2 separate regions of the Homo sapiens genome follow, and region 1 is linked to region 2. Evidence: chromatin contacts called from ENCODE Hi-C or POLR2A ChIA-PET data. All regions are on one chromosome and are shown on one strand. Each heading gives the region's core, a stretch centred on a gene start or an enhancer-like site at or near the end of the contact. The rest is flanking DNA. Distances are from core to core; before and after follow the strand shown.

What was found. A loop is a pair of places that touch in the nucleus more often than their neighbours do. ChIA-PET counts read pairs that join two places held with the same protein, here RNA polymerase II (POLR2A). Pooled maps may share reads with other maps.
Region 1: a pooled map shows a loop between it and region 2 (2.5-fold over the local background). The contact joins the promoter of MYCBPAP here to the enhancer-like site in region 2. A Hi-C loop is called at or near these places in 1 of 50 pooled maps. POLR2A ChIA-PET finds 5 or more read pairs at or near these places in 3 of 52 experiments (GM12878, HEK293 and Panc1).

The regions. Positions count from the first base shown.
Region 1 is chr17:50,505,858-50,509,688 of GRCh38, forward strand. It overlaps MYCBPAP (MYCBP associated protein), which reads left to right and starts at 2,582. Exons shown (of 19, transcript NM_032133.6): 1 at 2,582-2,893. The coding sequence starts at 2,818. RefSeq lists a silencer at 2,288-2,577 and enhancers at 2,598-2,657, 2,678-2,807.
Region 2 is chr17:50,281,403-50,284,781 of GRCh38, forward strand. TMEM92-AS1 (TMEM92 antisense RNA 1) reads right to left here. Exons shown (of 4, transcript NR_125805.1): 2 at 2,556-2,805; 3 at 1,066-1,149; 4 at 177-474. It overlaps TMEM92 (transmembrane protein 92), which reads left to right. Exons shown (of 5, transcript NM_153229.3): 5 at 1-83. Among named protein-coding and RNA genes, the nearest start is that of TMEM92-AS1, 4.8 kb to the right of the region's middle. RefSeq lists a silencer at 2,240-2,289. Within about 2 kb of position 1,954, at least 2 of the 41 ENCODE cell types and tissues checked have a DNase peak (open chromatin) inside an H3K27ac peak, as active enhancers do.

The sequences.
Region 1 (3,831 bases), core at 1,332-3,831, 230 kb after region 2:
AGAAAGAACTTGCCATTCACCCTCAAGGAGGGCAGTTAGCTGACAACTTCTAACAAACATTCTTTGCCCAGAGGACATGCTGGGTTGGCCAAGACTTTGTTAGATCTGCAGCACAGTCTGAGGCTCTCCCAGCCCTTTCCTGCTTCCTCTCCCTCACCGGCCTTGCCACTACCCCCTCTCTCCGCAATAAACCTCTTGCGGTCCTATGTTCATCTCAGTGCTTGCTTCCTGGAGGACCCACATGGCACAGCACCTAGCCTGCTGGATCATAAGTGCTCAGTCGCGAAGTAAACGGAACTGGGGATTCTCTAGAGGGTAGAGGGAAGCCAGAGCCTGGGCCTCGGAGAGCAGGAGAGGGGCTGTCCGTGGAGGATGCCTCAGTCATAAGGAGAGCAAGGTCTAGAGCAGTGTGAAGAAGGGGCCATGGCCCTGGAGCAGGACCCAGCAACGGGCAACACACAGGGAACTCAGGGATTCACCAGCACTGCTGGCATCGTCTCTAGCTCCTCCGCTGTCTGGGGCAGCTCTTGCAAACTCAGAAATGTCCCAGGAGACAGGGTTCAAAGAGCCCTGGCCTTGGACTTTAGAAAACCAGGTTCAATTTGTGCTTCCCGCTAGTCAGGTGACATTACACCCTTCTCTCTGGAGCTCAGTTTCTCCGTTTGTAAAATGGGCTTATAATGTGTCCCCTCCCTTCAACCCCAGCATGATTTTGAGAATTGACTGAGAAGATACTACAGTTTATGGAGGGCACCCTGTTTCGTAGTTTAAATGCACACTCAGGCCAGGTGAGGTGGCTCATGCTTGTAATCCCAACACTTTGAGAGGCCAAGGCGGGAGGATCGCTTAAGCCCACGAGTTCAAGACCAGCCTGAACAACATAGCAAGACCCTGTCTCTACAAAAAATTTAATAATTAGCTGGGTGCAGTGGCACATGCCTGTAGTCCCAGCTACTCGGAAGGCTAAGGCAGCAGGATCATTTAAGCTCAGGAGTTTGAAGCTGCAGTGAGCTATGATTGTGCCACTGCACTCCAACCTGGGCAACAGAGTGAGATACTCGCTAAGAAAAAGAAATACATACATATTCATTTAACCCTGGCAGTGGCCTTGTGAGAGCAGCATTATGACCTCCATTTTATGTATGTATATATGTATGTATGGATGTATGAGATGGGGATCTCACTTTGTTGCCCAGGCTGGAGTACAGTGGTGCAATCAGAGCTCACTGCAGCCTGGACCTCCTGGGCTCAAGCAATCTTCCTGCCTTAGCCTCCAGAGTAGCTAAGACTACAGGTGTGGGCCACCAAAGCCAGCTAATTAAAAAAAAATTTTTTTAGGCTAGGCACGGTGGCTCACGCCTGTAATCCTAGCACTTTGGGAGGCCGAGGCGGGCAGATCACGAGGTCAGGAGTTCGAGACCAGCCTGACCAACTGGTGAAACCCCATCTCTACTAAAAATACAAAACTTAGCCAGGCATGGTGGCACTCGTCTGTAATCCCAGCTACTCAGGAGGCTGAGGCAGGAGAATCGCTTGAACCTGGGAGGCAGAGGTTGCAGTGAGCCGAGATGGCACCACTACACTCCAGCTTGGGCACAGAGCAAGACTCCGTCTCAAAAAAAAAAAAAAAAAAATTTTTTTTTTTTTTTAGAATGGAGTCTCCCTACGTTGCTCAGGTCAATTTTGAACTCCTGGCCTCAACCAATCCTCCTGCCTCAGCCTTCTAAAGCACTAGGATTGTAGGCCTGAACCACTGTGCCCAGCAGAGAAAACCGGCTCTCTAGGTCAAGGCATTGGCTCAAGAACACACAGCTAACAAGCCGACATAGCTGGGATTAGAACCCAATTGTCTGGCTCTAGAACCCCTTCACTATTTGAGGTACAATTTACTGCCTGACTACTAGTGCTAAACTTTGGGTTGGGGGCAGGGCCTGAGGCAGCTCCTGCTCTCATACATTCTGAGAGCCAGTTTGACAATAGGCAACTACACAAAAAACCGAAATAATCCCAGAATGCCTCAGGGCTCCAGGGGAAGGCGAAAAAAGCGGGTGCGTTTATAAACTTAAAATAATCAGAGGCAGCATCTCCAAGGACTGTGAGAATGCCCCAAGTCAGGGCAAAAGTTTTGGCTGGTTTGGGAAGTGATGAAAGGCCAAAGTGGCTGCAGCGAGCGTGGACCCGGGAGGTCTCCAGGCGCGTTGGTGCGAGTTGGGGACGGCAGGCAGGGACACCTAAAACCTACGGTACGCCACGAAGGGGTTTCAGCACGTCCTGAAAGGCCCGATCCCCCCCCAGAACCGCTGTGAGGGGGGCAGAGGGAGGTCCCTCGACAGGATGTGGCCTTAGTCGAGGAAGGCGGGAAGCAGGGGCTGGCACCCCCGACGCCCCACCCGCCCCCCGTGGCCTAGCAGCAGGGCGGGGCGAGGCGGGTCATGCACCCCTACCAGCCAGCCACTCCCACCCAGCCCTCGGCTCCCGCAACTCGCGGGGGTCCTCGCCCGGGTCCCCCGCCCCGCCCCGCCCGGCTGGTGACGTCACGGCGCTCGTCGGCGCCGCCTGTGGCGTCACAGGCCGGGCCCGCAGGGCTTTCTAGGGGTCCGTCGCTCTTGAAGCCGCCGGCGGCGGGCGCGTGCGCGGCCCGATGAAGAAGGAGGTTTCCAAGCCGTCTCCGCCCAAGTTGATCGGTGGATGCGCGCCCCCGCGCGGGGCACCGGTTGCTGTGGACGCAGTGGCGGCCGTTGGCTGGCGGGTGCGGCGCAGCCTCGGTGTCTCTGGGCCGGCGGTGCAGGGCAACGTTTCATGGTGCCGGGCGGCACCATGAAGTCTCTAAAGAAGGATTCCCGCCTCAGAATAACTCCGACCAGATTATTAGAGGCCTCAGAGAATGTCAAAGGTTGGCGCTGGCTGCCTTGGGCGCTCGGGAGAACCCGAGAGGGGAAGCGGTCCCCGGAAAGAGTTCAGGACACGGGGCCTGGAGGATGGGGATGGCACCAGGGATGGAGGAAAGATCACGGGGAAGTGGGGTACTGGGCATAGGACCCTTAGGGATGGGGGGCAAGGCAGGAAGAGCCTACAGCGCACTGGGCCTTGGGGATGGGGACATAGGAAGTGGGAGACTGACAGAGGGGCCTCAGGGACCACTGGCTGGGGAGATGGCCTTGCGCTACCTCTAACCACATCTTAGGGTGGCATGCAGGAGGCAGGATCCCCGGACTGGATGAAGTGCAGAAGAGCCAGGAAAGAGTTTAAGGGTAGAAGGGCCAGGAATTGGGGTCCTTGGGAAGAGGAAAGAATGAAGTGTTGAAACCAGCCACCTTGATGGGATTATTTGGTAGAGGAGGGTCGGGGAGCGGGGCAGGCGTCACTTAGGATTCCTGCTGGAAAAACCCAGAAGAAAGGCCTTGCTTGGCTAGTTCTCTTTTTGACTGCCTTTTCCTACCACGTGCACTTTCCAGCTGGATGACACTTATCCAGCTCCTTTAGCCTGGAAAGAATCGCTAGATATGACTGCTTCCTACCCTCTACAGCTTTCTTCTGGTTGCACCTGGGAGAGCCACAGGGCGTCTGATAGCGGACTGACTTCCATGGACATGTTCTCACTTGCAACCCACCCCCTTTTGATCTTTTTTGGCTGTTTCCATTTATTTATTTTTAAATTTAATTTTTAGCTTTTTTTTTCTGTGTGTGTGTGTGTGTGTGTGTGTGTGTGTGTGTGTGTTTGTAAACAGGGCTCTCGCTGTGTTGCCCCAGCTAGTGTCAAATTCTTGGCCTCAAGCGATCCTCCTGCCTCGGCCTCACAGACTGCTAGGATTCCAGGCATGGACCACTGCG
Region 2 (3,379 bases), core at 704-3,203:
ATAAGTATCATGCACTAATTCATTGTGCCACCAGAGCTCCCTATGCAGCCTTTTAAAAGAATAAATAGGATCTGTAGCACCAACCCTGCAAAGCATCCATCACTTATTGTTACAGAGAAAAGGCAAGTTGCGGAACTGCCTATGATCTCAGTTTGTAAGGATATAACCCACACATATTTTATTTTATATATGTATATTTTTTCTTTGCAAATATGTAGATAAGATCTAGAAGGATGTAAGTCAATCACTCACCACACTTCCAATAGTTGTTGGCCCCAAGAGTGGGATGTAGGTAGCAAATTGCAAGCGGGTCTTCTTCCTTTGTATGCTTTGGCACTGTGTGTTTTTTACAATCAGCAAGCATTGCTTTTGTAAATTTAGAGATTTGTTTACGGGAAACTGTAGGCAGCTTTAGAAGTTTATGAAGATTTGCCTTGTGAACTTTGATCAATGGCAACTGATAAATTATCAGCCCTGGTATGTGGAAGAGAATACAAGGACTTTAGACTGTGGTACCCACCTGACATGGATGTGACCCAGGGGACAGACACATGATGGGAAAGCCTGGATGCCTGCCAGACATACATGAAGCCCACATCTCAGACCTATGCAGGACTTATGAGGTGTATAATGAATGACAGAAACAGTGAGCTGGCTAGTTGGGTGAATGAGCAGTTTCACAGTGACGGAGAATTTCATCCCTCGTGGCTGGTTTAGTTGCTCAAACCCAATGAGTGAATAATGAAAGATGGAATGAATGAATGAAGATTAAATGGGTGCATGAATGAATGAATGAATGAATGAATGAAGAGATCTGCCACCAGATATTTGTAAAGAAACACAGTCTAGTTAACATCAAGGAGATGTTCCTCGTGGCTGTGCAGTTGAATTTCTATCTGCAGGGACTCCCCAGAGGACAGGGAAATGCAGGAAAGGCTGTAGGGTGGGGGGCATGTTGAAGCAGGAAGGCCTTAAGGCACTTGCTCCAGGGATGCAGGAGGGGAGGAGAAAGGGGCTGCTGCTGAGGGAAGTGAGGAGAGGGATAAACACCAGCAGGAATCTTACCTCACCTTCCAGCTGAGATGCAGGACTCCAGCTTCTGACATTTCGCCTTCTGCATCCAACATCTCCAGGCGTTGGTGTGCCCATCTGTACAGTGAAGAGCGTGGCCCCTTCTGGCTCTGGTAGGACGTAGCTCTGAATCCAAAGTTGGGAAGGGGCCCAACACGGTAGCTCATGCCTGTAATCCCAGCACTTTGAGAGGCTGAGGTGGGTAAATCACTTGAGGTCAGGAATTCGAGACCAGCCTGGCCAACATGGTGAAATCCTGTCTACTAAAAGCACAAAAATTAGCTGGGCGTGGTGGTGGGCACCTGTAATCCCAGCTACTTGGGAGGGTAAGGCACGAGAATCGCTTGAACCTGGGTGGCGGAGGTTGCAGTGAGCTGAGATCACGCCACTGTACTCCAGCCTGGGTGACAGAGCGAGACTCCGTCTCAAAACAAATAAACAAACAAACAAAAAACAAAGTTGGGAAGGGCCAAGTAAGAATATTCAGAGAAGCTCCTTAACACCAACAGGCTTTCCTCCACTCTACCTTGGCCACAGTCTCAAGTGGACATACCTTATCTTGTCAGCTCTGATCACCTCAAGCCTCCCACTCTGAACATCACCTCCTGTACTTCCAGCTCAGGTAGGTCCTATGTCACCACCACACCATGCCAGCAATTCTCTGAGCCCACCCAGCCCTCTGAACCAGCAGTCTTTGCCTGTTGGCAGCGCCATCACCATGTCCTTAAACCATCCTTACAGTCACTACCCTGCATCCTTTACCCCTTTTCCCCATTCACTGTGCTCACCCAGAGAAACTCCAAACTCCAAACTCCAGTTGGATCCAACTATGGCTCAAGAACCAGCACCCCTGTGTGACTAGACTCATTTCCAAATCAAAACCACACGTTTCGCGCAGGCCCTCGGTTCCTCCAATGTGCTTTCACAGCTTCACTTCCCCGCTCTTGAAATGACTCATTTCAAATCTCCCACACCCCCAACCTCAATTTCAGCTGGCAATGCCACCACACGCTTCAGAGAAAGAAAGGATGCACCCACACCAGCACACCTCACCTCCATGCCCCACACTTGCCACCCAGTATCCACGCGTGCCCCCTTCCCCCGCCAGAGCACAGTGGAAGCTGCATCGTGCTCCTCCAGCCTGCACTGGGCCCCAGCCCTCCTGCTCCTTAGGGCCTGGCCCTGCAGTTGTCTCTGCAGAGCCTTTCTCCCCTTCCCGGATCATTATCATCCGCTTATAACATGCCCACCCTTCCTCCTTTAGAAACTCTCCCTGGAGGCCCCCAGCCCTTCTGGCATCTGCTGTTCCACCTCCCCCCTCCCCACTTTCATTCTGTGCTGCTCCAAGCAGCCGTTTGTCCCCACCGTTACAGGAGATGACTCTAGTCCAGATCATCAGTGACCTACATGTCACCAAGGCCAAAGGTCCCTTCCCCTGCCTATCTCTCAGTGGCATTTGACACGCTTGGCCATGGCCTCCTTACCTGTTCTTCCAATGTCTCCGACTCCACCTTCCCCTGGTTTCCCTCCTCCACATGGCCTTCTCCTCAGGAGCCTTCACTTCCCCCTCCTCCTCCGCCCTCTCTCAGTGATGGCTGCCCCGGAGGTCTGTCTTGGGGTCTCCGGTCTTCATCTTTGTTCATTCCCATAGTGGCTGTCATCCTGATCTGCGGCTTCACAGACCATCTCTGGTCTGATGAATCTCAAGACTTAATCTCCCGCCGAGACTTCTCCCTGGGACTCAGATTCACATATTTAACTACCTCACGCCTCCTCTTGGATGCCTAATGAGCATCTCCCAGCCAAAAGCAGGCTCGAATTTCCCTCCACCACCCCCTCAAATCCAGTCCTTCCCAAGGTCTCCTATCATAAATAGATGTCGCTCCCCATTCGCCCAGCTGTGTAGGCTAAAACACTAAGAAATTATTGTGATTTCTTTTTCCCTCACTCCATCATCCTGACAGCGCTGCCTGCAAAATAGACCTAGGCCCACTTATTCCCATTTCACGGTTACAGCCCTCGACCAAGCCACCTTCATCCCTAGCCCAGCCTATCCTAATGAACTACCTGATTTCTGCCTCCAGGCTTGTCTCCATCTCACCCCCTGCAGTTTATCCCACACACTGCACTTAGGGAGATCTTTCTAAAGCGCAAACAAGACTTGTTATTCCCGTGCTTAAAATCCTCCAATGAGGCAGAGGTTGCAGTGAGCTGAGATCGTGCCACTGCACTCCAGCCTGGGTGACACAGCGAGACTCCGTCTCAAAAAAAAAATCCTCCAATGGGCTGGGCGCCATGTCTCACTCCT